Linked DNA regions of Mus musculus: region 2 is linked to region 1. A link is a loop called in an ENCODE intact Hi-C map of the cell type or tissue named here. Cell type or tissue: heart. All regions are shown on one strand. Each heading gives the region's core, and the rest is flanking DNA. Links, peaks and the distances in the headings are about the cores only.

The links. Peaks named below come from ENCODE experiments on the same cell type or tissue, not always from the same donor. Only the 100,000 strongest peaks of a DNase experiment are listed, where the experiment ranks them.
Region 2: a loop joins it to region 1, with 2.9 times the contacts of the local background. A loop is called at or near these places in 3 of 42 quality-filtered maps.

What each region holds. Positions count from the first base shown.
Region 1 is chr10:90,657,850-90,673,980 of GRCm38, reverse strand. The region is part of intron 16 of Anks1b (ankyrin repeat and sterile alpha motif domain containing 1B); the gene reads right to left. Among named protein-coding and RNA genes, the nearest start is that of Apaf1, 420 kb to the left of the region's middle. In heart, for the core only: no CTCF peak of the experiment used is centred there; a DNase peak (open chromatin) is centred at 7,030.
Region 2 is chr10:90,528,292-90,544,422 of GRCm38, reverse strand. All of the region lies in intron 14 of Anks1b (ankyrin repeat and sterile alpha motif domain containing 1B), which reads right to left. Among named protein-coding and RNA genes, the nearest start is that of Apaf1, 550 kb to the left of the region's middle. In heart, for the core only: no CTCF peak of the experiment used is centred there; no DNase peak of the experiment used is centred there.

The DNA of each region.
Region 1 (16,131 bases), core at 3,370-11,369:
CAAGCATATCCTTGAACACGGTCAGGCATTCAGGGAAATGATATGAGTGGAATTTAGCACAGTTCTTTCCTCATAGGGCCATTTAAACAATTGTAGTCACGTTATGACAAGTAAAGGCTGAAGTCAGGTATGAGTGAGATTGCACAGGATGACCTTGTATCTAGTCTCTCTTCTTATCTGCTTCTCAGGAGCTTGGTCAGCATAGACAAGGGACAGAGGAGAAGATGGAAGGTAATAAAAACTGATAACAAACTACGAATAGTGGTGGGCTATCTGCAATCTCAGGAACTGGGAGATAGAGGCAGGAGGATCAAGGCTGGCCTCAGCACATAGTACATTAGAGGTCAGAATGGTCTACATGGAACACTATCTCAAAAAACAACACCAACCCCAGAATGCTCCCCTAAGCAACAACAACAACAACCCCCAGAAAAATCAACTAACCAACTAATAACAGACAAAGGGAAATGAAGGATGGTATATATCATATTTGTGGTTAAAGGAATATAAAAGCAGTTTGCAGCAAGTTACTAAAATGGAACTATGATACTAGCATGGAAAATAGATCAAGGGATAAGGAACATCCTAACACCAATAATGGATCAGGTAGATGCTGCTGTCAGGAAGTGTCACACAATTAGAGACAGATGTTCCTCTATCTAAAGGGTGGGCTTACGATTGCTCAATTAGACCACAAGACACATCAGCTTTTGGGGGCTGATATTATGAGATAGGTTTATACCTAACAGGAGCCTAATGAAAATTTGTCACGTAACCCTCTTTGCTCTGGAGGTTTTAGTCCTTTTTAAAATCTTTCCATGTTCTGGAATGTCAATGCCCACAGGATAGTGCTGACCACATGGGAAAAACAGTGCATCGGAGTCCTCACTGTGTTGGAATCTCATGGCAGCCTGCTGACTTGTGAGTCTCCTTGAGTTGGGTTGGAGGGACTCTCTGAGGTACTGAACTTCCCACAAGCACTATGGTGATGCTAACACTGCCAGTCCCTGGGTCACCTAGAGTAGACATGATTTAGAGGATGGCAGAGGGACAGAGCGAAGGTCTTGATTCCTTCTAGAATTGCAGAATAAAGAGCCAATTTATAAACCCAGACTGTTCATTTCAGAACTGTTATGTGCTAGAGACCAATGTTGTGTTCTCCAAACTGTTGTATTTTGAAGCTCTTTGTTTTTGGTAGCATAGCTTTTATTTGCATATAAGTATAAGTGGAAATAAGGTAGTCATAGGAACATTCATACGGAATTAGTACCTGCATTTGGCAGCATGCTGCACTGCCTTTTGCTCTGTGTATTCATAAGTGTTCACATTTATTGACATCAAAAAAATTTTCTCTTTCCCTTAACTGCATCTGTGGGCATCTTTCTGTCAAACCCACCATCATCCAGTTGCCATAGTTATATAGAGATGAGAATGGGAATCTGTAGGAGAATGTCTCAAGTTTCTAATTTAGACATTTGGCTTTGTGGTAGCTTTAATAGCCACGGGAAAAAACCACCATACAGCAGAATGATATGGATAATTCTGTGGCACAAGAAACATACATACTGTAGACCAGCACCTGAAATTTGGGGAAGAATTCCAGGGAGTCACATGACCTTGGCATCATGAGCAGTACAGATGGGAGTCTTGGCTGCCACAGTTACTAACAATGTGACCTTGAGTAAACTTCTCATCCTTGCCAAGTGCCCACCATCTGATTATTAAGGTGAGAGATGAAAAGAATGGCTGAGAATTGTCATGTATAGCCACAGAGACAACGCAAGGAGAGCTTAATGCAATACTCACCGCACACAGGAGTGCCATAGATTTTATCATGGAGAGCTGGTGGCCTGTGTGAGTGAGACTGCACGGGGATGCCGAAGGGTGTGAAGAGGTGTGAGCTAAGCATGAACCACTTCCACTGGATGTGGGAGAGATAAGGACCATACTGAGGAGGCAAAGCAAAGATGGTCCTGACAGGAAGAGATGTGGGGAAAGTTTTAAGGAAGGATGTTGCAGAGCTAGTGAGAAAAAACGAAGTGGAGGAGAGGGCAGGGAGATCTGGCATATAGGTCATGAGGGATCTCATGGAAAAAAGCACAGAATCCTGGCTGCACCTGGGTGGGGAGGGAGTTAGCTCTGAGCAGGCAGAATATACAGAGACGAAGGATTTAGGAAACAAGAGAAACATGAACGGAAAGCAGGAAGAATAAGAACTCAGTGTTAAGGGTAGTCAGTGTCTGTAGGGGGTGGTTCTGATGTTTTGATCAGGAATCTGCAGGTGCACACTGAAGGTCCTGTTTTTCAATTGGTTCTTGATCAATCAATAAAGATGCTAGTGGCCAATGAGCTAAGAGGAATAGGCGGGACTTCCAGTTTTCCTGCAGGTAAGGGAGGAGAGAGAGAGAGATATTTTGCCACACTTCGGAGGGAGAAAGAGCCATCAGCCATGTGAGATCTCAGGCAAAGTGGCTATTGGCTTCTTCCCTGACTGGGCATGGGATGGTAGCACGAGGGCAGATTTAGAGAGCTAAATTTAGGACTAAAGGTAACTGAGCAACTACAGTTGAGGGCAGTTTTAGGGTGCTGAGCTGGGAGTGAAAAGAAGGGCATGATAGTTGAGGAAGACTTAGAAGAGCCTGGCCATTGAGCTAAAGCATATCAAAACTATGCTAATGTGTGTGTGTGTTTCATCTGTGGATGTGAGGGAACCTGAGCAGGGCTTGTAGTGCAGTCCACCTGTAGCTCCAAGCATCCTTTAGGAATGAACCTGAGCATGCCCTGGAAGGGAGGGGGGGGGGAGACTTGCTTGGTGGTTAAGTTTATTTACATTTATTTATTGTGTGTGGTGTGTGGTGTGTGTGGTGTGTGTGTGTGTATGTGTGGTGTGTGTGTGTGTGTGTGTGTGTGTGTGTGTGTGTTATGCATGGATGCCAAGTATGCATGTGGAGGTCAGAGTTCAATTTTGTGGAATGTTTTTTCCTTCCACCATGTAGGACTCATGGATCAAGCTCAGGCTGTTGTCAAGCTTGGTAGTAGAACCTTTACCTGCTGAGTCGTCTTGCTGGCCTGCTTGGTAACTTTGATTGCCTTTCTTGAAAATTAAGGAGTCAAGGACAGTTGGAGCTAACTCTGACATGGATAATCTTTCTGTGAAAGCAGTATACATATATGGAAGCTATGTGGATTAGACTTGGGGTAGACTCTTATATGGGCAAGGGTTCTCATATGTGTGGTATGCCACTGTCCAGGTAAAAACATAGAAACCTATGACTTAATAGACCATCTGTGTCTAGAGCACTGGTGTGCCAAGCTCAGCTGCTAAACTTGTCTGTGCTGTTGTGATGAACTGGAGTCTCTCTTTTGCTATCTGGGTATGTCTGAGTTCCCTCACTGCTTGACAGGGCTGTGTTCTCCTCTGTTCTGGTTCCTTGTTCTAGCCTCTTGGGACTCTGTACTGTTGCTACCCAAGACTCAGAATGTTAGTGGCCCAGAAAAATAAACTAGGACAGACAGTGCAGGCAGACAGCGTGTTGCCAAGTGTAAAGGCAGATCTGTGAGGGAGGGTGAGGATCAAATTTTACCCGTTCAGTGAATCCCGGGCTTGGAGATCAATGTATTTCTTTCATCCATGACTCTTAAAAGAATGATTGAACATGAAAGATAAAAGCTGAGCCACTGGCCACCAGGCTCTGGAGAAAGGTCCAATACCCAAGAGGTTGGACACGGAGGCTCTGCTGGATAGACATGTCTACAAGACAAACAGCACTATCACCATCAACAAATCACCTGGAAGCTATATGGTACTCTAAAAAGCCCAGAGTCATTTCACATTTGTCATCTCATTTGTCAGGGGCTTTAGGTGATGTATAGAAAATGCCCTTTATGGAGTCTAGTCTGAGTTATACTCTTTCTTCTGTGGGAGCTGGAGGGTTAATTTGCTCAGACTCTGGCTGGGAAGCAAAGCATGGTAGGTTCTCTGCATTATACAGCTACAGCAAGAGGGACGACCCGAGCATAAAAGGCTCTGCTTCTGGAAGCCCCTGTGTTTAAGTTCAGACTGTGCTGAAGGTACAAATTCTATGAAAGAATAAGGAAGCACATAAGCCCCCTCAGGTAAGAGAATTGTGTCTGAATGTTGCCATGGAGTGCAGACAGCCATTGGCCATGCCACCAACTAACTCACTGACTTTGGCCTCCTGGAATCTTCAATTATATTTCCCAGCTTTTGGCATTGGGGAGACACTGAAGAGTTCATATCTTTATATATTTTTGTTACAATATCTATCTATCTATCTATCTATCTATCTATCTATCACCAATCAATCAATCAATCAATCAATCTATCCATCTACTATCCATCTATCTATTGGTGGGGAGAAAATAAAGAAAAGTGCTTTGCATTAGATGGTGTCTCTTCACGTCCCAGGAAATAAGAGAAATGAATTAAGATTTAGCCCAGAGAAAAAATGATATATTCCAAATTCTGATGTAATAAGTCATGGAGTAAGTAATGGTGAAACAATGAACAGTAAAGAGTGTATAGTAAGAAATGTTTGCAAGACACATGGGTGACCAAACCTTAATATCAGGGAATACAGAGAAACTTCAGCTACATGTCCTTGAGAATAGGAAAGATACTTTTTAGTCAAGCATTGGTTGGACCACAATTTAAAAGAATAGGATTGTCAACACCAAAATTTTAAATCATGGTTGGAGAAGGATATCACCAACAATAGCGATTATTACAAGAGAATCTATTATCTGAAAGTGTGTGAATGCTCTGTAGTCAGCCTTTGGCCTTTTCAGCTTCATCTGTGATACAGAGAAAGTAACTCCATGGTCCCACTTGAGAACAGTTACCTGTTCTGGGAGGCTGTGTGGGTTATGGATGGAATGACCCATAAAGAGTTTACACAGAACGCAAATAAACATGGTCCAGGGATTGGGCGATTTTATTGAATGACTGTATTGTACTGTTCCCTGAAGTTTTGGGTTAAAAATATGTTTAAAAAATTCAATAAAAGGAAATGTGTTTTCTACCACCTTTTAATTTACAAACCCTATTGAGATCATGTTGACCTAGAGCCCTGTGCTAAACATCTCTACCTGTTTTATTTCCTTGGTGCAAAGCTATTTTATGAAGCAAGGGCTTGGATTAAAGATGAACAGAGGATCTGCTGCAGCCAGAATAAGGTGCTGAACAGCACTCGCTATCATTCACGTTTTCCAGCTCTCCTAGTGATGTGAATTATATTTAGAAAAAGACATGTGACCTCCTCATTCTGCAAGTACATGTTTTCTGACATTCATGTAGCTATCTGGTTGTTAATATAGCTCACTGCTCTCCTCTTAAAACAGAAACTTTAAATGCTGCTATCAATCAGAAAGATTTTTTTTGCATGTTTTTAGTCTTAGTGGGAAAAAAATTCCTCAAACCTCCATTTTCAGGAGATAATGAATACTTTGAATGTCAGTTCTATTTATTTTATATTTAAAAACCATGTACTTTTTCAGAACCTCTAGGCATGTACATAACTTTATTCGCAGAAGTACTTCAAACAGATAACTGTACCATAAAGTCAAAGTTAGCTGTTTACAAATGAATAACTTATATTCTGCCTGAGTCAAGCAGTACAGAGGATATCATTTGTATGGTAGTTAAAACTAAGTATTCACTTAACACATTCAAACCCCAGACCTACCCTCCATCTATCCATCCATTTTTCCTTCCATCCATTGATCTATCCATTGATCCATCGATCCATCCATTCTTTCTTCTATCCATCCATCCATCCATCCATCCATTGCCATTTTCATTCTTCAACTACTAACTGTGCCTACTGTATGTACTCAAGGAGCTCTTTTGGTGGACTCAGTAAACAGAATTCCAATATTACCAGTCCTTGTATTTTAAGAAAGGGATACAGCTAATGGTTGGAGGCAAACCACATCGTGTATTATGTCAGAAAAAAGAAGTACAACATGGAACTGGGAACCCTAAGGAGGAGCAACAGGTGGTCAGGGGAGGTTTCATTCAGAAGATTTGAAGAGTTTGAAGACAGTGAGGGGAAGACTCAGGTAGAGAGAGCATCTAGCACATAGGTCCCTCAAGGAAGAGACAAGCCCAGTGAGCTTTCTCCAAGGAATAACAAGACCAATGGATGAGTTCAATGTGTAGCTGCAGATGAATGGGGTTCAGGTCAGTGGGGTAATAGGTGGCTTAGTGTCTAGAAGGTTCCTGCAAAAGCTCACTTTGAGCCTGAGGGAAGCAGAAAGCCAATGCATGCATATGAACAGAGGTCGGACAATGCTCTGGCCTATGTTTCAGAGGAATCAGTCTGGTTCCTGGGTGGAGAATAGCTAGTAAAGAGGCCATTTTAGAGGCAGTATAAGTCGTTCAGAGGAAAGAGGATGGTATCTTGAACAGGAGGCCAGAAAAAAAGGTAGCAGAAAATGGTTAGATTCAGGATGTATTTTGAAGGTAGGTCAGCATGATCTCCTGAAACACAAAATAGAATGTTCTTTCTTCTCTCACATGGCCATGGAGCTTGCCAGCTTGCTGACTAGAGCTGTGTGATGCAGCTTTCACCTTGAACACAACTGTGCTTGCCTATCCTGTGTGGGAATTTATGGATGACTGTCAGGATTAGTCTTGAAGGGGTCCATTTCAAATGAGGGATCCAGGAACACTAAAAATCTCTGTTCCAAAATGGAAGCTAAGGCATCGATGCACTTGATCCCAGGAACAAAAGATACACATGTGGAGGGATGACACTTCTGAATGTGTTTCAGGTTCTGGCACTCTCATGGGGCCCTGGTCCTTCTCCCATAGACCAGGGGTTAAGATGAAGAGGCCTATATCATCAAAGTGTTCTGAGAAGGGGTGAGAGAGGACACTGGGAACAAAAGGAGCTAGTGCTGTTGGCTTCAGAAACATTATCAGTAAGCAGAGATGATGTCATACCAGACATTGGTGCTCTCAACTCTGGGCATTGGCAGTTGGCAATGATACCAGTCTTGGCAGGCGTCAATGGCATTGGCAGAACATCCACTTGGCATTGGTCAAAGTGCCCTTGGTGAGAAGACACTGAGCACTGCTCCAGGAGAACAGATACTAGGACCTTCAACACATTGGGTACCTGTAGCTCTGAAGCAGTTTTTGTATGTAATTAGAAGTAGTTTGGCATGACTTCTGCATAAGTCCTGGTGGCCTGATTTTAAGCTTCGGTGACAAGAGCCATCACCACAATAAGCTAGAACAAGAGAGGCCAAATAGCACAGGTGTCTGTGGCCAGCCAGTGTTCTAGCTAATGGTGTACATACACTCAAGGCAGCTGAGCCTTAGTGGGAGGTTCTGAAGGTCCAGATCATATGGGAAAGTGTGGCTCTGTGGTCAGGACTTAAAACCCTTTGTGAAGTTCCCAAGTATCTCCTTTATGCCAGGAATGGTGGCAGATGTCTGTCAGCCCATCATAAAATCAGGAGTTCCAGGATAGCCTGGGATATGTAGTGAGACCCTGTCCCCACAAACAAACAAACAAACAAACAAACAAACACCAAGAGCTAGAGATGCAGTTCTAAGGTAAAGTACTTGACTAACATGTCTAAGGTCCTAGTCTCATGTCTTAGCATTACAAAAGCAAAGAGAACAAGCTACCTCCAAAACCAAACAAAACCAAATCCGAACACAGGCCCTGCTCCAATGCATGCTCTCATATCTACACGTGCACGTACACAACCAACCAACAAACCAACCAAAGGAACATCTGTTTTTTTTTATTAAACTAATAAAATGTATTTTTAAATGTACAACTCAGTATTGTCATTTTTTAAGTCATCAAAATAATTTATAATAGTTAAAGACCTCTTAAATATACATGATATCTTCTGAGGCTGAAAGTAATGTGCACTCATTCAGTTTTTAAAATCTATTTGGAACATTAAACATGATAGAAGTAGAAAAAAAATCTCTTATAAAGTTCTCCATGAAAGGAAATTGTGACAGGTTCCTGATTAGACGGAAAACATTCCATCTCCAAAGGAGAATACACCATGTAACTATGGCTTCCTAGAATGAATTGGGTAGTGTTCCTTCTGTTTCTATTTTGTGTAATAATTTGAAGAGTATTGGTATTAGGTCTTCATTGAAGGTCTGATAGAATTCTGCACTAAACTCATCTGATCCTGGGCTTTTTTTGGTTGGGAGACTTTTAATGACTGCTTCTATTTCTTTAGAGATTATGGGACTGTTTAGATGGTTTATCTAATCCTGATTTAACTTAGGTATTTGGTATCTGTCTAGAAAATTGTTCATTTCATCCAGATTTTCCAGTTCTGTTGAATATAGGCTTTTGTAGTAGGATCTGATGACTTTTTTGAATTTCCTTAGTTTCTGTTGTTATATCTCCCTTTTCATTTCTGATTTTGTTAATTTGGATACTGTCTGTGTGCCCTCTGGTTAATCTGGCTAAGGGTTTAATCTATCTTGTTGATTTTCTCAAAGAACCAGCTCCTGGTTTTGTTGATTCTTTGTATAGTTCTTTTTGTTTCTACTTGGTTGATTTCAGGCCTGAGTTTGATTATTTCCTGCCATCAACTCCCCTTGGGTGTATTTGCTTCCTTTTGTTCTAGAGCTTTCAGGTATACTGTTAAGCTGGTAGTGTATACTCTCTCCAGAGGGCACTCAGAGCTGAGTTTTCCTCTTAGCACTGCTTTCATTATATTCCATAAGTTTGGGTATGTTGTCCCTTCATTTTCATTAAATTCTAAAAATTCTTTAATTTCTTTCTTTCTTTCTTCTTTGACCAAGTTATCACTGAGTAGAGTGTTGTTCAGCTTCCATGTGTATGTGGACTTTCTGTTGTTTGTGTTGCCATTGAAGACCAGCCTTAGTCTGTGGTGATCTGATAGGGCACATGGAATTATTTCAATCTTCTTGTATCTGTTAAGGCCTGTTTTGTGACCAATTATATGGTCAGTTTTGGAGGAGAAACCATGAGGTGCTGAGAAGAAGGTAATTCTTTTGTTTTAGGATGAAATGTTTTATAGATGTCTGTTAAATCCATTTGGTCTATAACTTCTGTTAGTTTCACTGGGTCTCTGTTTAGTTTGTATTTCCATGATCTGTCCATTAATGAGAGTAGGGTGTTGAAGTCTCCCACTATTACTATGTGAGGTGCAATGTGTGCTTTGAGCTTTAGTAAAGTTTCTTTTATGAATGTAGGTGCCCTTGTATTTGGAGTATAGATGTTCAGAATTGAGAGTTCTTCTTGGTAGATTTTTCCTTTGATGAGTATGAAGTGTCCTTCCTTATTCTTTTTGATAACTTTTGGTTGAAAGTTGATTTTATTTGATATTAGAATGCTATTTCAGTTTGTTTCTTGGGACCATTTGCTTGGAAAATTGTTTTCCAGACCTTTATTCTGAGATAGTGTCTGCCTTTGACACTGAGGTGCATTTCCTGTATGCAGCAAAATGCTGGGTTCTGTTTAAGTATCCAGTATGTTAGTCTATTTTTTTTTTAAACTGGGGAATTGAGTCCATTGATGCTAAGAGATATTAAGGAATAGAGATTGCTGCTTCCTGTTATTTGTGATGTTATTTTTTATGTTTGTGTGGCTATCTTCTTTTGGGTTTGTTGAAAGATTACTTTCTTGCTTTTTCTAGGGTGTAGTTTCCCTCCTTGTGTTGGCATTTTCCATCTATTATCCTTTGTAGGGATGGATTGTGGAAATATATTGTGTAAATTTGTTTTTGTCATGGAATATTTTGGTTTCTCCATCTATGGGAATTGAGAGTTTTGCTGGGTATAGTAGCCTAGACTGGCATTTGTGTTCTCTAAGGGTCTATATAACATCTTCCCAGGATCTTCTAGCTTTCATAGTCTCTGGTGAGAAGTCTGGTATAATTCTGATAGGTCTTCCTTTATATGTTACTTGACATTTTTCCGTTCCTGCTTTTAATATTCGTTTGTTTTGTGCATTTAGTGTTTATGACTATTATGTGATGGGAGTAATTTCTTTTCTGGTCCAATCTATTTGGAATTCTGTACACCTCTTGTATCTTTATGGGCATCTCTTTCTTTGGGTTAGGGAAGTTTTCTTCTATAATTTTGTTAGACATTTACTGGCCCTTTAAGTTGGGAATCTTCACTGTCTTCTAAACCTATTATCTTTAGGTCTTTTCATTGTGTCCTGGATTTCCTGGATGTTTTGGGTTAGGAGCTTTTTGCAGTTGGCATTTTCTTTGACTGTTGTGTCAATGTTTTCTATGTTATCTTCTGCACCTGAGATTCTCTCTTCTATCTCTTGTATTCTGTTGGTGATGTTTGCATCTATGACTCCTGATCTCTTTCCTAGGTTTTCTATCTCCAGGGTTGTCTGTCCTTGTGATTTCTCTATTGTTTCTATTTCCATTTTTAGATTCTGGAAGGTTTTATTTAATTACTTCACCTGTTTGGTTGTGTTTTCCTGTAATTCTTTCAGGGATTTTTGTGTTTCCTCTTTAAGCTACTAGCTGTTTACCTGTGTTCTCTTATATTTCTTTAAGGGTGTTATTTATGTCCTTCTTAAAGTCCTCTTTCATCATCAATAGATGTGATTTTAAATCAGAGTCTTACTTTTCTGGTGTGTCGGGGTATCCAGGGTTTGCTGTGGTGGGAGAACTGGTTTCTGATGATGCCAAGTAGCCTTGGTTTCTGTTGCTTACGTTCTTGCCCTTGCCTCTTGCCATCAGGTTATCTCTGGTGTTAGCTGGTCTTGTTGTCTCTGACTGTGGCTTGTCCCTCCTGCAAGCCTGTATGTCAGTACTCCTGGGAGACCAGTTGTCTCCAAGAGGAATTTGGGTATGGAGAGCTGTAGTACAGAGTTAGCACCAGGGTGTAGATGGAAACCAAAGAGATCCTGACCCCAGATGTTCCTTGGTTCCCATGTTCTGATGGCTCTGGGCGGGTCCCTCCTGCACCAGGAATTTGAGCAGAAGTGGTGGTGCTCACAGGTGTGTAGGCAGTCCTGGGAGACCAGCTCTGTCCAGGCAGTCTTTGGGTATGGAGCGCTGTGGCACAGAATCAGCTCCAGACACAGAGAGAAACCCCCAAAAGAATGTCTTTGTATCTCCACTTCAAGCATGAGCTAGAAAATGTTCCTCTGCCTGGTGTGGAAACAGTGGTCTGGAGGAGACAGCTTTGTTGTTGGGCATACACTTGAGCCTTACAGTCTTTGCTTGTTTTGTCAGTTCAGAATATTTAATGACTTCAGTCAGTGGAGTGACTGAGAATCTTCAGCTCTAGTGATGGAGTCACTACCAGAGAGTTAGTTATCAAAGCCATTTTAAAAGCTGTAACTTATTTAATTCAGTGAGAATGCTAACACAAGGAATAGATAGTTAGCAAATCCCTAGGTGTTGTCTAAAAGCAAAAGATTGCAAGGTCCCTACCTTCAGGAATAAGTAATTTTCCTTAGTATACATTAAAAAATATTCAAAAAGTAAAATCTAGAATTTCAATACGTTTTAGAGAAAGAAAGATTCGATTGAGCTGGGAAAATTTGAGAGTTCCTTTTATATCCTGTCTTGGGGTTAATATATGGAGGGGATAGGTAGGGAGAGAGATGGAGAGACAGAGACAGAGGAACAGAGAGAGACAGAGAGACAGAGACAGAGAAACAGAGAGAGAGAGATAGGGAGAGAGAGACAGAGACAGAGACAGAGAGAGAGAGAGAGAGAGAGAGAGAGAGAGAGAGAACACAAGGAGAGAACACTCAGCCAGCCAGCCCTTTCTTCTTACCATGCCCAGTCCTCTCAGGCAGCAGCATCTGCCTCAAGTGGCTTCTTCAGTGTCCTAAAATATCCATTAATTCTTTGAGATTGAGTTCAAGAATCATCCATCCTTGCATCCAGAAGTCCTTCCCTGATCCCATGCATTTAGTTTTCTCTCTCACAGCATTTTTTTCACATAATGTTTTAGCTCTGGATACAGCCAGCCATCTCTGTCTATATGTAGGGTAAAGTTCCTTGAGGCATAGACCAAGCTTTATCTGTTTTTCTATTCTTATCTCAGAACCTCACACAGGGCCAACAAGAATCATGATATAATTGAATGGCTGGATGGATGACAGCTGACTGATGGATGTTGTGGGCTCCATACTTGTAGCTAGCTGCACTGGCTCTCCTCCCTGGATTTGAGCCCGGGATGCTAAGGTCCTAGTTCTTTGGTGATTGTTACTTTGTGACTACATCATGTAACATTGAGAAAAAGTGTTCTGTCCAAGTGGATGCCAGTAAATGTTGACAGATGATGGTGTAATTGAGTCCCAGAGGCAAGAGGCAAGGGGATCAATCTTTTCTACATTTCCTGTAATCATCTTTTATACACTTGTGGGGGAAAATTTCACATTCCAAAGTTTCTGTAATACATTTACTTCTGAGTATTTAGAAAAATCAGAAAATACATGCCCTTGCCACCAAGCAGTGGCTTCTAAATAAAGGAAGATACAAGGGTTAGAACTGAACATGCATTTAAAGGAAGGCTTTTAACCTGTCAGAACTCCCACGATTCATAAATTGTAACCCTAAAAATTATTTAAAGTGCATCTGTTTGGCATTTATTCCATCATGGATTCTGAGAATAACAAGTAAGGCTAAAATGTGTTTCCTCTGAAAGACTCTGGCAGCCTCTTGAGCTGCAGACTCTCTAAGAGCAGCTGTTATCTGCTAGCATTACAAAAGAAAAAGTGGAAGTTCTGATTATTGGAAGTGGGTTCAGTAGAAAACAAAGATAACGAAAGTGGGAGATAATAAAAATGACCACTGGCCTTTTCCCAACGGCAGATGAACTGGGACATGATCCTGGAGAGCAGAGACATGCCACTCTGGCCCAAAGAGCACAGAGACTTGGCATGACACTATGGGGCACAGAGCAGAGACATGCTACTTGGGCCCAGAGGGCACAGAGTCAGGATAGTCAGGTCAACAGAGCACAGAGACATGACATTCTGGTCCACAGGGTATAGAAATGTGATGCTTGATTCCACATAGCACAGAGGCCTGCTACTGTGCAGGCAGAGGCTGTGGAGGAAAGCAGGTAAGAGTATAGACTCTGGACCAGGCAGAATGGCTTTAATCTGAACTTTGCTACTTGGTTACTTAGGCAAATTTCTTAACGTTTCTGGGCTTCAAGTTCTTTACCTATGACATGGGAACTTAAATGTTAATTGAGAATTAATCTGATGGCATTTAGGAGTGCCTGGCATATGTAAAAAGTCTAATTACATGTTTGTTATCAATAGAAGGATTCACTCTGCAGTATCTTTCTGGCATGGGTAGGACTGTCTTAGGACACGTGGATTCTCAAGTTGACTTCTATTATGAGTTTGCAGGAGTTCAACCATCAGGACAGAATCCAAAGGCAAATGATGGATGGGAGGACTTGCGGTCTTGAAATCAAAAGGTCCTGCTGACCACCATTCTCACCAACAAAAACAAGCACAAATAAATAACATGCAATGAGAGGGTGTTTAGCTTGGGGTGGAAAGATATTAACTGTGCCACAGCTGACTTGCAGGTGCTTGTCTGAGACCGCTGTGTTTGACTTGTTCTCCCTGGAAGGGTGATGTGACGAATCAATTTCATGACAGGATTAATGGTACTAGCTACATGTCAGAGGATGGTTATTACAAATGAGAGAAAAAAAGAGCACACCCATCTGGGTAAGCCATCTAAACAAATGCTCTGGTCATTTTTTTTCTTTTTGCCTCGAACATTGTGAGCTGTTTCAAAAACCCCACAGCAACAGTGCTCTCAAGGTACAACACAGGAATCATCTGCTTCCTCCTCTAGAAACCCTCTTCTAGTCCCCAGGATTAGGGGCTTCACCCTAACCTTCCATGCAGCATCCAGAGACCATGATTTTACTCCATTCCAGCTCACACCATGCCTTGCCCCTGGCTGCACTGTTCAGTTTGTCCTTTTTGCTTTTTCTCCCTGGCACTGTATCTAGGATCTGTGCACATGCCCAATGCGTGTGCAGTCCCACAGAACACTCATTTCACTTGAATTCTATAGATTAAAAATAAGAACATGGTCAAACTGTATCCACCTGTCAAACAGACGTATACGGTTAGGCATCCACGGCTTGACAATAGCTTATGCAAACCGGTATAGTATAACCTTTGAGTACATTCACATCCTTGTGTGTTTCTATGGCATCAAAATGCCATTACTGATGCTCAGGAGTCACAGTGTCAAGGTTTAACTCAGCTTCTTAGTCTACTTCCATTTCCTTCCATGCCACATACATTAAACATTTGCTCTGAAAGCTATTCACTCTCCTCCCTTGGTCCAAGTAGCATTACCTCTACAATAGAGACATACAGCTCTTTCAGCATTATGCTGGTTCATTTAGTCACACAGGGAGGCTCTAGTTATAGCTTTAAACCTGGTCTTTCCTAGCTGTGATGGGTGATGCAATCATCCCAAATGTATTCCAACACAATCAAGTTAGCAGATGATGACAAGGGAATTCGCAATCTTCTTCCTTTCCTTTACAGGTAGTGAGGAATCAAAGTATGCAAAATCTGCCAGTGGAGAATGGTAAGCTCTCGGTGAGACCCTAGCACTGTGATGTGCCAGTCTGGTACTGTGATGTCTGCAAAGGCATCTCCTTTGGGTTACTTTTGTCCTAAGGAAGAATACCACTATTAATCTACTGATATTTGTAATTGAGGGTGTGTTGAACACTAGCAGGAGGTTCTAACATTAACTAGGTCTAAGTGCCAGCCGGGACCTTCATTTGCACTGTTATGTTTGTAACTCAACCAAAACTTGGTATAGTAGTTTCTGCCACACTCTTCATTTAACAAATGGAAATTAGGGATTAGACAATGTAAGTAACGTGCCCAAGGTGACATAAATGGGAGGTGGCTAGACTGGCATTAAATTGGGTTTGAGGAAAGCCCAAGAGAGCTCATGTTTTTGAGCCCCTGAAAAACTGCAAGTTCTGTAAGACACTGTAAGTGGATTATTTAGCTCACTCACCTCAGTGTTCCTCCCCAACACCATCCCCTTAGTATCCCTATTTTGGTTTGAAGTACAGTGTTTAGACAATAAAGAGAAGTTGTTAAGGACCTCAGTTAAATGGCTTTGTGTGAGGCTAAGATTATCTGCCTACAACACCATTCACATACCCCCTTCATTCCCTGGCAAAAGTTTCATGTGTCACTACCCCACATTCTATGTGATTATTGCCTTTTATGGGCATAATATAATCTGCATGAGGACAGTGGCCTTGTAACCCTTGTTTCCTACTTGTTAGTGTTTTACTGCTGTGAACAGACACCATGACCAAGGCAACTCTTATAAGGACAACATTTAATTGGGGCTGGCTGATAGGTTCAGAGGTTTAGTCCATTATCATCAAGGTGGGAACATGGGCAGCATCCAGGCAGGCATGGTTCAGGAGGAGCTGTGAGCTCTACACCTTCATCTGAAGGCTGCTAGCAGAATACTGACTTCCAGCAGTTAGGATGAAGGTCTTAAAGCTCACCCACAGTAACACACCTACTCCAACAAGGCCATACCTACTCTACCAGGGCCACACCTTCTAATAGTGCCACTCCCTGGGCAGAACATATACAAACCATCACACCTACCAAATGCTCAAAAGCTAGATAGAATAGCACCTAGCATGTGGCAGGCAACTCTTAAGTGTCTATTTTATGAATAAATAATCTAGGCACTTTATTTATTTTTTATGCCCAGAGTAGTAATTTTAAGAATCATTAATACACTGAGGAATCTCACAAATTTCTTGGTTCACCTTCAACCTTCTTTTAAAAACTACATTTAATAGATCAAAATAGAGTACATATACTAGCCCAGGCTCCATTTTCGGTGCCTCACTTACACTTAATTGGCACAACATGCCTACAGGGTAAGGAAATCATTACCTCCATTTAAAGGTGAAAACAGGCAGAGAAAAGTTTAGAAACTTGCCCATGGTTGCACAATTGGGCACAGTACAGCCAAGAATCAAATTCGGAATCTGGCCACGTTCCCAACCATTACAGCATGCTGCTCTCTGGCTTAATCCTATAAAAATGCCATCTCCATGGAGTTTAACGCTGTCAAGATGGG
Region 2 (16,131 bases), core at 5,046-13,045, 130 kb after region 1:
TCACCTAATACCTTGGTGATTATTGTTATGGTATGGATGTAAACTGTCCCTCACAGGCTCATGTGTTTACACACTTGAGCCCCAAATAGTTGTGCTATTAGGGGAGGCTATGGGCCTAGCTGGAGAAAGTGCTGAGTAATCCACTTTCAGGGATGATGCTGTTGTTCTTAGTAGGCACCTAGATGCAAACAGGCCAGGCTGTAAGCTCCAACAACCAAAACTGTAGGTACTTTGTGGCAGTCGAGCTGTCATCTCTACCATGATGATTGTATTTGAATCAAGCTGACTTCTTGTCAGCTATTCAGTCACAGCAGAAAAAAAAAAGAGCAATAAATATAACTATGGCTGGTGACCACAGCTTTGGCAATGGCCATGGTGGGTCTTCACCATTAGGCATGCTACAGACTGCTACCAAGGTCTAAGTGATCCCTTGAAAAGCAAGCAGTAGATGTAAGGGGGTGGGACACGTGGTGGGGAGAGCTTACTTTACAGGACTGACTTTCTAGCTCGTCTCTGGGCCATTCACTCCCAAGAACGGTATGGCTCACTTTTTGATCTTTCCTCAGTAAGTGGTGATAGGCAGAAGAGCGGTCTCCAGAGATATCTACGCCTTGGTACAGGGAACAGGACTCTGATGCTTTATAAGGCAAATAGTCCATAGGAGATGTGGGTAAGAGTGGGCCCTTTGAGATGGGGAGATTATCTTGGATCACCTGGGGTAGGGGGCATTCTATCCATGGGAATTCTGAAGAGCCAAGCCCTCTTCCCCCTCCTGCCCTCCGCTCCCAGATTCTCCTAGCTGGGCAGATGGAAGTGTGGGAAGGCCTGTACCCATCCCTGCTGGCTTTGAATATGGTGGAAGAGAATCATGTATCAAAGGCTACAAAAAGGGGTTAGAAACTAGAAAATGCAAGTAAATGGATTTCCCTTATATCTACAAAAACATAATGCAAAATGGCAGAGATTTTTATTTTACCTCGGTGAGACTTGAACCTTTAGACAAGTTACAGAACTAGAGGATGAGAAATATATATTATTTAAGCCTCTATGTCTATGGTTGCAACAATTATTAGACAGCAATGGACAAGTGCCATGCTCTGATAGGATTTCATGGCTTTTACACTCTGGCTGTTTTGTATAAAACTCTCCCTTACTAACCTACCCCACTTGATTTCAGTCAATATGATGCACTATAACCATCTATCTTAGTTAGGGTTTTACTTCTTTTTTTTTAATATATTTTTATTACGTATTTTCCTCAATTACATTTCCAATGCTATCCCAAAAGTCCCCCATACCCTCCCCCCACTCCCCTACCCACCCATTCCCACTTTTTGGCCCTGGCGTTCCCCTGTACTGGGGCATATAAAGTTTGTTTTACTTCTATGAAGAGACAACATTTAATTGGGGATGGATTACAGGTCCAGAGGTTCAGTCCATTATCATCAAGACAGGAGCATGGCAGCATCCAGGCAGGTATGGTACAGGAAGAGATGAGAGTTCTACATCTTTATCTAAAGACTTCTAGAAGTCTTAATTCTAGGAGGCTAGGATAAGGGTCTTAAAGCCCATGGCCACAGTGACTCTCGTACTCCAACAAGGCCACACCTCCTAATAATGCCATTCCCTGGGGTAAAATATACAAACCATCACACCATCATTCAAAATACAACTCAAACTCAAGTGTCAGCCCCTCTCTGAAGCTCCTCTATTTCCACAGTCCCCCAGTACTGCAGCCATCAGAGGGTGCCACATTTAAGATACAACATGAATTATCCTGGAATAGGTATCTTCTTTTCCCCCATGGGACTTTAAATACATTTGATAACAGGAGTTATTATATTCTGATACTCAGGGAATATTGAAGGTGAAGCAACACTGGTCATATCACCTAGTTTTAATAACTGCTTGAGAATGCATGGGAACCCATTGCATTGGTTGCTCACTTTGAGACTTAAGAGTAGAAAGGATTGTGTTGGGACTCAGAAAAACCTGGCTTCAAATACGCCCTGTTTAGCTTCCACATCCCAAACATCAGGAAAGGCCTTTCTCTGAAGGTCCCTACCTACATAAGGACAGGGTCTGTCAAAGGGGGGTATAATAGGTTTCAAATCTTCTTACTGAAATTTCATTAACCCAAACCACAGAGGACCATGGAACTAAGAAATCAAATGCCCTTCCCAGAGTCCAGAGGAGCTCTGTCCCAAGTCATTTCTCTGTTCTCTGGGCTTATTCATTTCTCCTTCATAAAAATGGCTTCCTGCCCCTCTATGACAGCCTATGGCTCTCTTTCCCATTTTCTTCTTCCTTATGAAGGGAGTATTTTGCTCCAACTATCTGGGCCTCAAATTTCAAAATTTGTATGGCGGTCTTCATACTAATGTGCACAATAAATGGAGGCCTCTTTGTTCCGTGTACCTTTCTGTTGTATGTTTTAGCAGGCTCAATTATCAAATCTTCAAAGGGAAAATGTGAACTTCTTCACTGTCTGAAACTGGAACATGCCCAACATTTAAAATAACACTGTAGATTTAGCTTCTGTCAGCATGTGAATGGAGGGCCATGATTATTAGGTCAGTCGTCAAATACCTTGAAGACAGAGGCACATTTCATGGTGTGTAAATCTTATTTAAACTACTGAACATATTCTCTTGTGTCAGTGACTGAATTGGTAAGTTTACACGTATGAAGTTCATTGGAACCAAACTTTCTTGATACGGCAAAGTTTGGCATTGAACCCTACTCACATGCGGACTTGGAAAATGTGGTCTTTGCTATAATGGTATTAAGTCAACTATCATTGCCTGACTCCACCATTCACAAGTATGAAGATCTGCGCTGCATGACAGCTTCTGAATGGTTCCCTTGTATGACGCCCCCTCCCATACCTATGGGCAAGGGGGGATGAATAGGGCTTGGTAATGGTAACAATATCTGATTTTTCAGGTTAGGCCTATGAATTCCATTGCTACACTTCCACATTGGTCGTTTGAAGAGCATACATTGAACAGCATGCAAGACATCAGCTCTACGGCAAGGATGCTGAGAGGGCCTGGTGGAGGGACTCATTCCAGCAAAGGGGGTTATTTGCCACTATCATTCAGATAGCTCTATCCATGGCCATTTATTTGTTTATTCATCCACATAAGCTATTATCTATCATTGTGTATCAGGGTTTCCCCCCACTAAATGGAATCAAGTGAGGTTAGGTTAGAGCTCAGTTGATATAGGATATCTTAGTCGGTACAGGAGATATAGTATTAAGGGGATATAGCTCCGTTGGTACAGGAGATATAGCTTAGTTGGTACAGGGGAATACAGCTCAGTTGGTGTATGAGTCCCTAGGTTTGATCCCCAGAAACACATAAACTGGGTATGGCGCTAACAAACCTATAATCCCAGCATGCAGGGGGCTGAGATAGCAGAAATACTTTAAATTTAAGGCCAGTTGGGGCTAATTAGTATGACCATATCTCAAAAAGCATGCCCACCATAAAGGGGGAAATAAAAAAAATCTTAAATATTTTGCCCACTGACAAACGATCAGATTTATAGTTTGCATTTTTTCTTTTAGGGCATCTTTGGAGGGAGTTTGTTGGGCCAGGGTCTCACATAGTTCTAGTGGCCTCCAATCCTTTATGGTAGAGGGTGATCTGAACTCCTGATTCTTTCTGCCTCTTCTCAAATGCGGAGATGACAAGCCTGCAGCACCACCCCAGGCCTCTGCAGACACTCTCCCCCCTTTCTGTAACTGTCTTCAGTTTGTTCTTTGCTAGACAGAAGCTTTTTATTTTGTTGTAATCCCATTGGTTGATTTGTCTCCTTTTACTTTTATTGCTTGTGATCTGTGTCTATGCAGATGGAATGGCTAGACAGTCCTCCTTAGTATCCTGAGATTTAGAAATAGAGTCCTGGAGCAGAGGCCAGTGTTTCTAAGCAAGGATGGTAGGATGGTATATGTTGCTGTTGGTCTTTTGTCTCCTATGATTATCAGCATGACATTAGCCCTGAGACTTTATAAATACTTGTGAGGCTGTGAAAACATTATGTGTGTGTATGAGTGTATGTGAGTGTATGTGTGCATGGAAGTGTGTGTGTGAGTGTATATGAGTGAATGTGTGTGAGTGTATATGAGTGAGTGTGTGAATGTAAGTATGCATGTAAGTGTGTGAGTGTATATGAGTGTGCGTGAGTGTGTGTGAGTGTGTGTGTGCATGAGTGTGTGTGAATGTATGTGTGCATGTAAGTGTGTGAGTGTATATGAGTGTGTGAGAGTGTGCATGCGTGTGAGTGTGTATGAGTATGTGTATGTTATATGTGTGTGTATGTATGTGTGCATATGTGTGTATGTGTTAGTGTGAGTGCATGTATGCTCTATAGATTAAGTGGGAAAGTTAGTGATCTCTGCAGTAGTTGTATTAAGAATTATTGTAGAATTTAAGAATTAAATACCCAAGATTTAAGAATTAAGTACCCAAGGAGCTAAAGGGATCTGCAACCCTATAGGTGGAACAACAATATGAACTAACCAGTACCCCTGGAGCTCATGTCTCTAGCTGCATATGTATCAGAAGATGGCCTAGTTGGCCATCATTGGGAAGAGAGGCTCATTGGACTTGCAAACTTTATATGCCTCAGTACAGGGGAACCCCAGGGCCAAGAAGTGGGAGTGGGTGGGTAGGGAAGTGGGGGGGAGGGTCTGGGGGGCTTTTGAGATAGCATTGGAAATGTAAATGAAGAAAATACCTAATTAAAAAATAAATTAAAAAAAATTATTGGGATATAATGTAGACCCCAGTTTCTAAGATTGCAAAAATTTTGGCAATGGTAAAAAAAAGTATGTGAAGGTCCAGTGATCAGAGTAATTAAAAGTCAATTATGAGGGAAGCAGGTTTCTGACAGTGCTCTCCCATGTTGCATTGTGTAAGCTCACTGCAGCTCTGGTTTCTATCACACTATGTGCACACTTTGTATTAGATGTATCCCCGCACCGTGGCACACCAATGAACACTGCTTAAAACACCTCGGCTCCAAGCTGAGGCCACTGCATATAATGAATGGCAGCACTTTTACTGCATAGACAGGTTTCTGCTCTTAAAGAAACATGATGGCTTAATCAGAGAAAACAAACACTTAATGCTTTTTTACTATTATTTTTCACCGTGTAAGAATCAAAGAATATATATTTAAATTGCATTATGTAAGAATGTTTGATTTTTGAAAATTGTTGTTTGAGTTGCCGACACAAGTCTCATTAAAAAAAAAATCCTTAAATGAATTTTGGCTTGAGATTAAGACAGAATTTCCAAAAATTTCTGACAAGGCTCTAAATATACTTCTGCCATTTTATACTATGTACTTATGCAAAGTAGAGTTCTCAGCACTTATGATTATAAAATCAAAACATTGATCAACTCTAAAAAACACTGAAGATGCTCTATGTCCTGCAGTATCAAATATTCAGTCAAGGCTTAGTACCCTGTAAAACATAAACAAGCACACCCATTTTATTAGTATGCAAATTTGCTTTTATCATTAACAAATGGTAAGATGACAGCAAGAATTGCTTAAGGAACACCTCTTTGTGTTTTATTATTGGTAAGTGTTTTATTTATATACCTGTATACTTGAAGCCACATCAAAGTTTCTCAAACAAAAGGAGTCATGAGGGAAGAAAAGTTTAGACATTCTGGGCTAGAACTAGTGTCACCTCTTCACCTTGTCTAAATTCAGGAAAGTTGACTGGAGAACACAGGAGACATAATCTAAAAAGACTAGGTAGGCAACAACCTGAGGAGTTTCACAAACGTAGGCATCGTTCCCTTTTCTTTTCTTGATCATCTCTAAGGGTTTGTTGCCCATCTGAAGAGATGCTCAATGGAAGGCAGAGTCAAGTGAAGAAGTGGTAGCTACAGAGGTGGGGACTTTTAACAGCCCAGAATGCTGCTCCATCGCTCTTGATTTGCCATGATTCCTGATCTGCTCTGGATTTGGAACTCAGTCACAAGAAAACATTTAGCTACACTCAGGAGGCTGAGGCAAGAGAATCCTGAGTTTGAGGTCAATCTGAACTATGTAGAAAGACCCAGTATCAAAAATCAAACAAATAAGACATAAGAAACCATATGACCTTCAGGCAACCCGTGGAGGCTCAAATCTATATGCAACATTTGATATGTATTCATAATCATTGCGATGGTTAATTTTAACTGTAAACTTGACTGGATTTACAATCACCATAGAAACCCACCTCTGGGTATGTTTCCAGAAAGATTTAACAGAAGAGAGAAGACTTATCCCAAAGGTGGGCAGCAGCATCCTACAGGCTGGGGACCCAGAAGCCATAAATGGAAACGTAAGCAGAGAGAGAACACTTGGCTCACTCTGCTTCCTACAGATGTGGCTGGGCAGCCATTTTACCTTCCCTGGATGCTCTCCCTCAAGCTGGAAACCAAAACAAATGCTTCCTCTCTTTATGTTGCTTCTTGCATCGCTTTCATGGCAACGAGGAAATTAACACAATCCTGTGTGTGTCTTTCTGAGATGGCTGAGTTTCCACCAGATTCTCAGAAGAATCTGTGACCTACCTAAAGTTAAGTGTCGCTCAATGGGAAATTAAGAGGGTGACAGACTCTGCATGAACTGCCATTTAGGAGTTCATACCTTAACTGGAAGTTGAACCACAGTGCTACCTGGAGGGAAAATGCTATAAGCCACGAGAAGAGAAGGTTAATTGTTGCATGCTGTGAGCTTGGCCTGCTATCAAAGCAATAAGGAGGCTTTTGTTGTGTAGCAGAGAAAAGAAGAGTCACAGGAAATGGGTAGGAGAGATAGCTGGGAAAGAGATCACTCAGTGTTCTGTCAGTCACTCTAATAACTGTGAGATTTATTCTGATTATGACAGGAAAATGTTATTGACTAAACCAGATGGTTTGATTGCCAGAGTAAGTATTCAAAGCTCACAAGGACACCAGGCTGTCTCTGACAAATGTTATTTCCCAGTAGAAAAAGAAGATCGTAGAAACTCAAGATACAGTCAAGTATCCCAGGACTGCTGAATAAATACTCCTAGCTCACTAGTCAGTAGATATATTTGAAAATGACTAATAAGGAATGTACTGTGCTATTATTCAAGCTATCAGGAAGGATATTGATTTAATTCTTTCTGGAGAAGTTGAATAAATTTATTATACTTTCCAGAGACTTTCCCTTAGGGAGTTATTTTAGTGCAATGCCAATATATGCCTCTCTTCACTGAGCCGACCTTTGAGGTATGCAGGAGTTTGCATGTTAATTCTCTCTCTCTCACCCTCTCTTTCTTTCTCTCCCCTCTCCCTCTTACACACACACACACATACACACACACTCACACACACCTGTCTTTGTTACTACAAAGGCAACCAAGTAATAAACATTTTTTTAGTAGTGTTAACAACAATAAAATACAAGAAATCAAAATTAAATTACATGAGATCTTTGATGAGAAGATGACGGGAAAGCTTAGCCTTCAGCTCATACCATTTGTGTGTGCATGTGTGTGTGTGTGTGCGTGCGTGTGTGTGTGTTTTCAGAGAAATTGAATTCTTACAAATGCTAGTAAGCTTCCACTACTGGGTTGAGTTACAACCTCAGCCCTATGCTCAAGTTATTATTATTTTTGTCTGAAAGAAATAAAAGGGCTTAATTTTTCAATTATTGAATAAGCATGTACTTATTAAGGGCTATTATATGCAATACACACTTCCAAGAGGTATGTATAGGAAGGCTGTGAACTTTGGGCTTCATTTACTTTTCTTAATCCATTCATTTCAACTATCATTAATTAAATATAAACCATATATGAGTTACTATATTTAGACAAAAAGTAAAGCAAAGAGAAAATAATTTATAGTCCAATAAAAGTTAAATAAAGCAATAGCAGATTTTCTAATTCTAAACAAAAAGATCTGAATATTTCTTTTTTCATTTTTAAGAGACAAGTTGTCATGTATCCCAGGCTTTTAAAAAAGTTATGATGTAGCTCAAGATGACCTTGAACTTCTGATCTACCAGTCTCTACCCTCTGGATGCTGGGGTTGCATGTAAGAACCACCATGCCCAGTTCTGCGGGGTGCTGGGGACTGAACACAGGACCTCCTGTGTGCTAGGTAAACACCTTACAAACTGAGCTACATGTCCAGCTTAAGATCAGCATATTTTTTTTTCACATGATCACTGTTGACTTTTAATCTCTAGCCTATGTTGAGGTTTATTCTCCTCTACTGCCTTTGGTTTTGCTTGTAGTCAGTAAGCCTACTGGAATAGACGGATGTACTAGTTAATAATTAAATGGACAGATGTCTAATTCTCAATGACAATTTAGATGACTGTTTTTGGTGTCTCCTTGGGAAGTGCTGGAGCTTGCTCCAATGGCCTACCTTCTATAACCCTTGTGGCTATTTGTATGTCCACATACAATGCTGGCTATGTCATGGGAATGCCTATTCTCGGTTAAGAGAGGGAGTGTATGTGACTAAAGCAATGGTTGGCTCTTACAGGGACAGTCAACTTTCCCTCTGAAGATCCTACATTTCTATCTGCTGAAATAAACTGTCACTAGATTGGCAGGAGAAAAGTCATGACAAATATATTTTGTTAATGAAAATAATTTTATGGTTGGGGAACACCACCACATTAAAGGGTCACAGCATTAGGAAGGTTGAGAGCCACTGTTTTAAATGCGTCTGTTGTAAACGGATGGCACTCTCCATGTTTTTCTTACAAGGTCCCTCCAGCTTGGCAGCTATGGTTGGATGACCTGTTCAGCCAAGGATTCCAAGGCTATTTCTAGTCTTCCCATGACACAGGAGCCTTCAGACTGAAGACCCCATGACCCAGGGTGAGCAGCCATGCAGAAATATGATTGGACAGAAAGGATAAGGGAATGGAAACAGGAGGAAATCCAGAGGGGCCTGACTGTTTCATCTTCTTTGCCTTTCAAAGATACAGCACTTCTTCCTGCACATTTTTTCCTAGAATGGAGGTCTGATGAACCACTATTGATCAAGGGTAGTTTTTATGGCCAACTCTTCCACAGAAGGAAGAAAGTAATAGCTTTAGGTTTTATATATATGGCTTGGGGGGAAAACAGGTTTTGGTTTCTATGTTCCACTTTGGAGCATAATTCTTCCAGGCTCTCTGGCTTTCACAGGAGAGCTTAAGAGGTGAGGGACAGGAGGGCTAGAGGAGTCCAGGGAGAATCTTCACTTCTAGGCTGCTTCGTCAGGCTTGGGTATCATTTTCTGTATCCTGCCGCTCTCCTTTTAGCATTTCGATACTGGACAGTTACTTTAATCTTGCTTCTACAATTTAAAAGCATCCATTCTATAAGAAAGTCTAATTTAGCCAAACTTCCCATCCTGCGAACACCTTGTTATATTAAGACGACGGTGGAAACGTAATAATCACTCTAGCCCCAGACTTTTTTTTTTTTTTTAAACTACAGAATGCCTGCACTACTGATGTCATCTGTTCCTGAATTTTGTCATCAGGTACCTGTCTTCCTTTGTTAAATCACCGCCAAGGCTTGGGAGGACTAAAACAATGAACATTTTTGCTCCTCTTGGTATTGGTATTGCAAAATAGGCAAGGCTCTGCCAAAGACTTCAAGTGGTCTGGCTGGGGTCACTGGTGTGGATATATTTAGCTGGTGTTATCTCTGGAGGTTACAGAGGCAGCTGTCTGTGTCTTCTTGTAGGTTCAGAATCCTCTCTCTCCATGTGTCCCATATTCTTCGTTCCTCTAAGGTAGAGGGGCTTCTTCCTGGGATCTTTCCCGGCTCTCAGAAGTCCCAGAGATTGAGCTCCGGAATGGAAACGATTGCTTCCATCACATTCTTTACATGACAGGGGATCATCTAGTCAGTCTGATGAAGGTAGAGGAATCCTCCAAGGATGCACAGATGTAAGGCTGCATCTGGCCTCCGACATAATCATTAATGATAACATAAACACTGCCTTGCTTAAGTTGTAAACAATCAGATTGACAGAAAACCTAAGAAGCTAGGACAAGCTCTTCAACAGTTAGAAGGGTCCTCCTCCTCAGGGCCAGGACCCACAGGCTTTGCTCTCCATGGCCCTAATAGTACATTCTTCCTGGAAATCACCTTACCTTGATTATCAGTCTTCTTCAGAACAGTCTATTCCTACTTTCAATATTCAGCGAGGTTGCTCCTCTCTATTGTGGCCCTGGGTACTCCTCCTGCAGGAGACCTTGCCAGATAACCTCAGAATCAATGAAGCCCTTGTTCCCGGGCTTTTAGAATGTACCCTATATTTGTCTGTTTCTCAGAAGTTATCGTATTCTAATATAATGTCTGGGAGTTTATCTCGTGGGTTTGCATTTCTAGATAGATTTTTTACATCCTGCAGGCAAGAGATAAATCTATTTTTTGTGGTCCTGTTGTTCTTATATACTAAGTAAAAATATGTTAAGATGGAGGTAAAATAGTAGAAATGTGTCTTCAATACTCTGGTATCACCATATTATCAAGAATAATGCAAGGAACTTAGTATTTCAACAAATGGTTGTTGAATGCAGAAATCTATTTCTTTTAGTCACTGCATACAAGTATAAACCCTGATTTTAGTGACCCAGTAAAATCTTCAGCAAGCTTCATAACAATTTCAATTCCTAGCTGGGAAAGAAGCAATATGCCTTAGGCATAACTTTTCAAGTAATATCAATGTTTAATAGCATAAACCTTTCAGGCAGGGGCATATAGCTAAAAATAAATCTGTATCCATTTGAAAGTGCTAGCTAAAATTCTGTAGGCATGTATTCATGCTACCAACACAAAACTGTTCTCTTGCCTCTACAAAACAAAATGAGACCTACAAGAAACCAAATTGTTTTTCTAAGCTTGACAAAAATGACTGCAACTGAAACAAGAGATGGTCTCCAAGGCAAAGATCAAGAGTAACTTGGAGGTGGGTAAATTCTAGTATCCGCTCTAAAAACACACTTCCTTCTTATAGATCAAGTTTCCTGTTTTATGCTTGATGGAAAATGATTCATGCATCATAGAGTCTGTCACTCAGAAATCCCAAACAAGCAATGGACTACCATTCCAACACATGTGTGTACTTTGTACGGTCTTTTCCTTTTACATGCTTTATGAGGAGCTGTGGGTCTGCCTTTAACAATGTTCTCCCTAAAATTTGAAATCAAGATGCTGAAAGGTGATCCTCCAAGTAGTTCAGTAGGATTCACTAAGACAACAGAGCATCATAAATGTCTCCTCCAGGTACCATTTTGTTCCAGATTTAGGAAGCTCTTCTAAGAAGTTTATAGACATCTTGTAGAAGGTAGAAGAGTAGGCTCACATATATGGGTTTGCAATGCTGTGTGTGTGTGTGTGTGTGTGTGTGTGTGTATGTATGAGAGAGAGAGAGAGAGAGAGAGAGAGAGAGAGAGAGAGAGATTGATTTGGTGAGGAATAGTCTAATAAGCAAAGAAGCTCCAAATTCTAGGTTCTGAACCTTCCTCAGGGTCATCTGTGTCCCCCAAGACTTTCAAGGACCTGTATGTAGTTAATATGCCTATAATTCTAATTTCCAAAATAAAATTGTTCTGTCTTTGGAAATGTATACAACAATAGCAAAACAAAACTACAATTATTGATATTATTTATCATTTACTACCTGCAGTATACTGCAGGCAAACATTTTCTTGGAACACTATGAAATAGGTATTTGCTGTCTTCATTTTTAAGGTTAAGGTCAGAGAAAGTACCTTTCCTGGTTTATATCTCTAGTAAGAGTGTGAGAGGCAAAGCCATGTCCTAGCCATTCTGAATAAAAAGTCTATGGCTATGGCTATAATACCCTGCATGTACTCGATCTCATCACGATATAAAGTCTGTATCGATTCCTATAACTAATCAGTTTAAAAGTCGATGTCCTCCATTTTGAGCATCCTCAGGAAGTGAAGTCTTGTTCCCCGAGCTTCTCAATGGTCACGGGGTATACCTATAGAAATTGGTTGCAATGACTTTGGTACTCATCCTGTCCTCAACTTAATCTTTTATCTTTAGGGACAATAAAATTTTAGATTCCTTCTGACATTACAGGTTTTTGACACCCAGTGAGTACTCAGAAACATTGGACTGAAATCAGACCCCTTGTAAATCAAGATGCCCTGGAGGTAGGGATATTAACTTAATATAGCCTAGAAAGAACCCCATCTTCTGTCTGCTGTTGATCCAATGACTCTTCCTATGCTCGAATTTAGCTGTGTGAAGCACAAGTACAAAGTGGAACAGATAGCATCCATTGGTGGACAAGCCATGCTAATTTCTGTTGACTGGACCATTGAAGTGGTAATGAGGCAGAATTTCTGCCTTTGGCCAGAACAAACCCTGAGCTCTTTTGTCTTGTCATTCATCTTCTCCCTGGGGGATTAGCAACCCAGGCAGATAGTTCCTTTCTTACCAGGCAAACCACAAACTTCTTGGTGAAGTGACAAGAAATACTCACCCCAGTGCACATCTTCCCAAGAAGGCCCAAGGTGCAATGCTAGCTCTCTTTGTGATTCCCAGGCAACCCAGTCTGCCATAAAGTACAGTTCAGAGCATTGTGCTACAGGGAAAGACAAGCAAACAGAAGAAAAACAAATCCACTCTGCATAGTGATTTTGTCTAATGTGGCATTTGCACACATGAGCGACCACAGTTCTTATGGACCGCTGCCAGCCTAATTTATCCCCAATACCTCCTGATCATGATGTTCCCCTGCCCCTAAACCCATGCTAGCTTTATCTCCTGAGACAGCTAGGCTTTAAGTTAAAAGTTCACAACTCTCTGGCAAGTTTACATTTCCATATTTCCCATTTTCTCAGAACAGGAAGTTCTCAAGCAACAATTGCATTACTTGTTCAGTGCATTCCCATGCCTTAGAAAGCATTGGATTTTCTTCACTTGTAAATCAAAATTCTCCATGATTCAAGTTCCAGCAGCTGACTTGCTCCCCACAATAAACTTATTCTGACCTTGCCTGCTGGCAGACTCCCCTCTTCAGAGCTTTAACACTGGTTTTCTCGCAGTATAAATACATTTTCTTTCTGATGGTTTTATGTCCATCTAACCTGTAGGACCTGGCATTCAATAAATGTTTATGGAATGAATAATGTTCATTAACAATTCTGAATTAATGTTGATTTAATGAAGACTTTCCATTAATGGTGTCTTTGGAAACAAAAAATAAAATAGAACGTATGCCAATTCATTGTTTTTGAGGATCAGAGACAATTTGAAGTCTCTGCAATGCCTACAGGGTCCGCAGATTCATGTGTATTCCCTAAGGGTTTCCTGCTGTAGGCACCTGACATTGAATACTGTTAACTTCTCTGCTTGCTTAAAGTGTGATATTGCTCCATCACCTCTCCTTCAGAAGCCCGGTTCTTGGCAAGAAAATCAGTGATACTTCCTGCCCTAGCATGTATATTATTGCTGTGAAAACACACCGAGCAAATCCAACTTGGGGAGGTCAGAGTTCATTTAATTTTTTAGCCTATGGTCTGTTGTGGAAGGAACTTGGGACATGAACTGAAGGCAGGAACTGGAGGATGACTGCTTAGTGGTTTGTTCCCTATGGTTTATCCAGTCTCCTTTCTTACACAGATCAGGACCACCTGCCCTAGGGTAGCACTGCCCACATCAATCCTTAATCAAGAAAAGACCATCTACAGGATACATGGAAAATACATGAAACATTTTCTCAATTGTAGTTCCTTCTCAGATGAATCTAGCTTGTGACATGTTGATAAAACAAACCACAAACAATAACCAAAACAAGGTACCTTTCATATTTAGAGAAAACAATACATGCTCAAAGATCCAGGCCCTTGCCCATAGTCATATTTAGCGGAAAGAGTAGGCAGGATTCACACCCAGGGTTATATGGCTTGAAATCTAGTCTTTAGATTTTGGTGTTTGTTTGTTTGTTTGTTTTTCTCTAATACTTCACATTTCTTTTTGAACTAAAGTGTTTTTTTTTTCCCTCCTTCAAGTGTCAGGAAAAGCCAGTTATACCTGCCAGTGACCTGCTTAGTTCTAATAGGATCGTGGAGGCTGTAGCTTCATTTCGGTGCCCTTGAGGCCAACTTCTCTTTACAGAACCCGGAGCTCTCTGAGCTGGAAGCATGGTGGTCGGCCAATCTTTTGTGGTTCGTTTGTACTCTTTCTGTCTAACCTTCTGTGATACACTTCTTCCCTAACACTGTCTCAGAGGCCTGCAAGCTACAAATCTGGCAACCCTTACAAAAGTGCAGCACCCAGGAAGGGTTGAGACTAGCTAATTGGGAACATGAGGACACTGTGCAGAGTTTCATCAAATGTAGATTATCTCTAAGTACCCCAAAGAGAAACTTTTCTGGGTTATGAGGAGATTCGTGACAGACGAGGCAGACATGACAGGGGCTCCTTGAAATAAGAAAGCAGTATCAAAGTTTGATACTACTGCAAGTATCAATCACCTTCCCTGAGGACAGATGATACCAAATATCCTTTCATGAATTCTAAGATGCAATCCACTCCCATTCTCAGAGCTCTGTAACTGGAAGGTGGCTTACGACTGAGAGTGGTAAAAAGCGATTAGAGCAAAACAGCAGTCATCATAGTTATTACAGCCTATGGTGATGAATCTCAGTTGTCACCCTGATGGGATTTAGAGAGAGATCCCTGCATTGGGCTCCTATACTATAGAAAAGGAGAGAATGGGCTGAGTACAGTAAGTTCTCCTTCTCTGCTTCCTGCTAGTAAATGCAATGTGGTTAGATGCTTCAAGTTCCTACTATTGAATTCCTCACTGTGGTGGATTGTATCTTGAACTGTGAACCAGAATAAATCTTTTCTCTCTTAAGTTGCTTTTCTCAGTATATTTTATCACAATACCTGGAAAATAAACTAAGACAGAGCTCTTACTTGTGTATCAAATTTACGAGGAGCAGAAATTATAAACTGGGCTGAAATGGTTGTGTGTCACTGCAAAGCCACCCTGTGAGCTCCAGGACTTTATTCTTTTATAAATCGTTCAGGAAATGTCCCAGCAACAGCCTGAGCACTATGACAGAGTCAGTGTAGGCCATTCAGAAATCTCAGACAAAACAACACTTCATGAAGTTTGGCAGAGTTCAAAGTCTTAGACAAGACTAGGACTTTAGAGTCCTTGAGAAACATGGACTCTAAAGCCACTGTCAATCTCTATTCGGGAAGCATGGTTTGACACAGCATTCTGTGTCATAGAATTTTATAACTGGGCTATTGTAATAGAATATCAGGGTACAAATGGCTGTTTAGGATATATCTCCTAGCTTCCTTTGCAACTCAGTGTGACCATATGACTAATTTTAGTCAATAGTTTGTTAGTGGAGCGAAATACGAATCAGAGCATCATGGTTTGGGTCTTTAAATACTCCCCTAAAGCATATATGGTAAAGGCCTGGTCTGCTGGCACTGCTGGAAGGTGACGGAAGCTTAGTTTGCGGAAGTCCATCTTTCGGAGTGTGCCTTGGAAGGACCCTGGTTTTTCTCCTTCTTTCCCCTTCCTGACTACCATGAGGTGAGAAGCTTCCAGCTTTCATAGGGTCCTGACCTAAGTTCCCAAACAGTGGAACGGCCTGATGAAGGACAGAAACCTCTCACCCTGCTAGCTGAAATAAACCTGATCTCTTTACATTGATATCACCGGCAAATTCTGTCACAGCAGTGAAATGATAGCTCAAACACTGGCCCTATCCTCAAGATGTCTACTATGAGGAACACTGATGGGGTAGAGAAACTTCAGGCATTTTCTTGCATCAAAGATAGAAGCCAGGTTTTAAAGGCAGCAGAATGACAGAAATAAGAAGTTAACTCATTGAGCTATCTCTGTAGGCCTTTCTGCAGCTCAAATGATCTCTACTTCCTTGGTTTTGTCTAACTCATTCTCTCCTGCCCTCATCAACCTGACTTAACTTCAGATACACACGGGTCACTCTTGTAAGAAAGTTTTCTCGATCAACAATCCTGGGTTTCTTCTCTGAGCAGCTGCTGTGTTTTCTTGCATTCTACTTTCCTTGGGATTGCCAATCTTTTTTTTATCTTTGGTGAAAGGA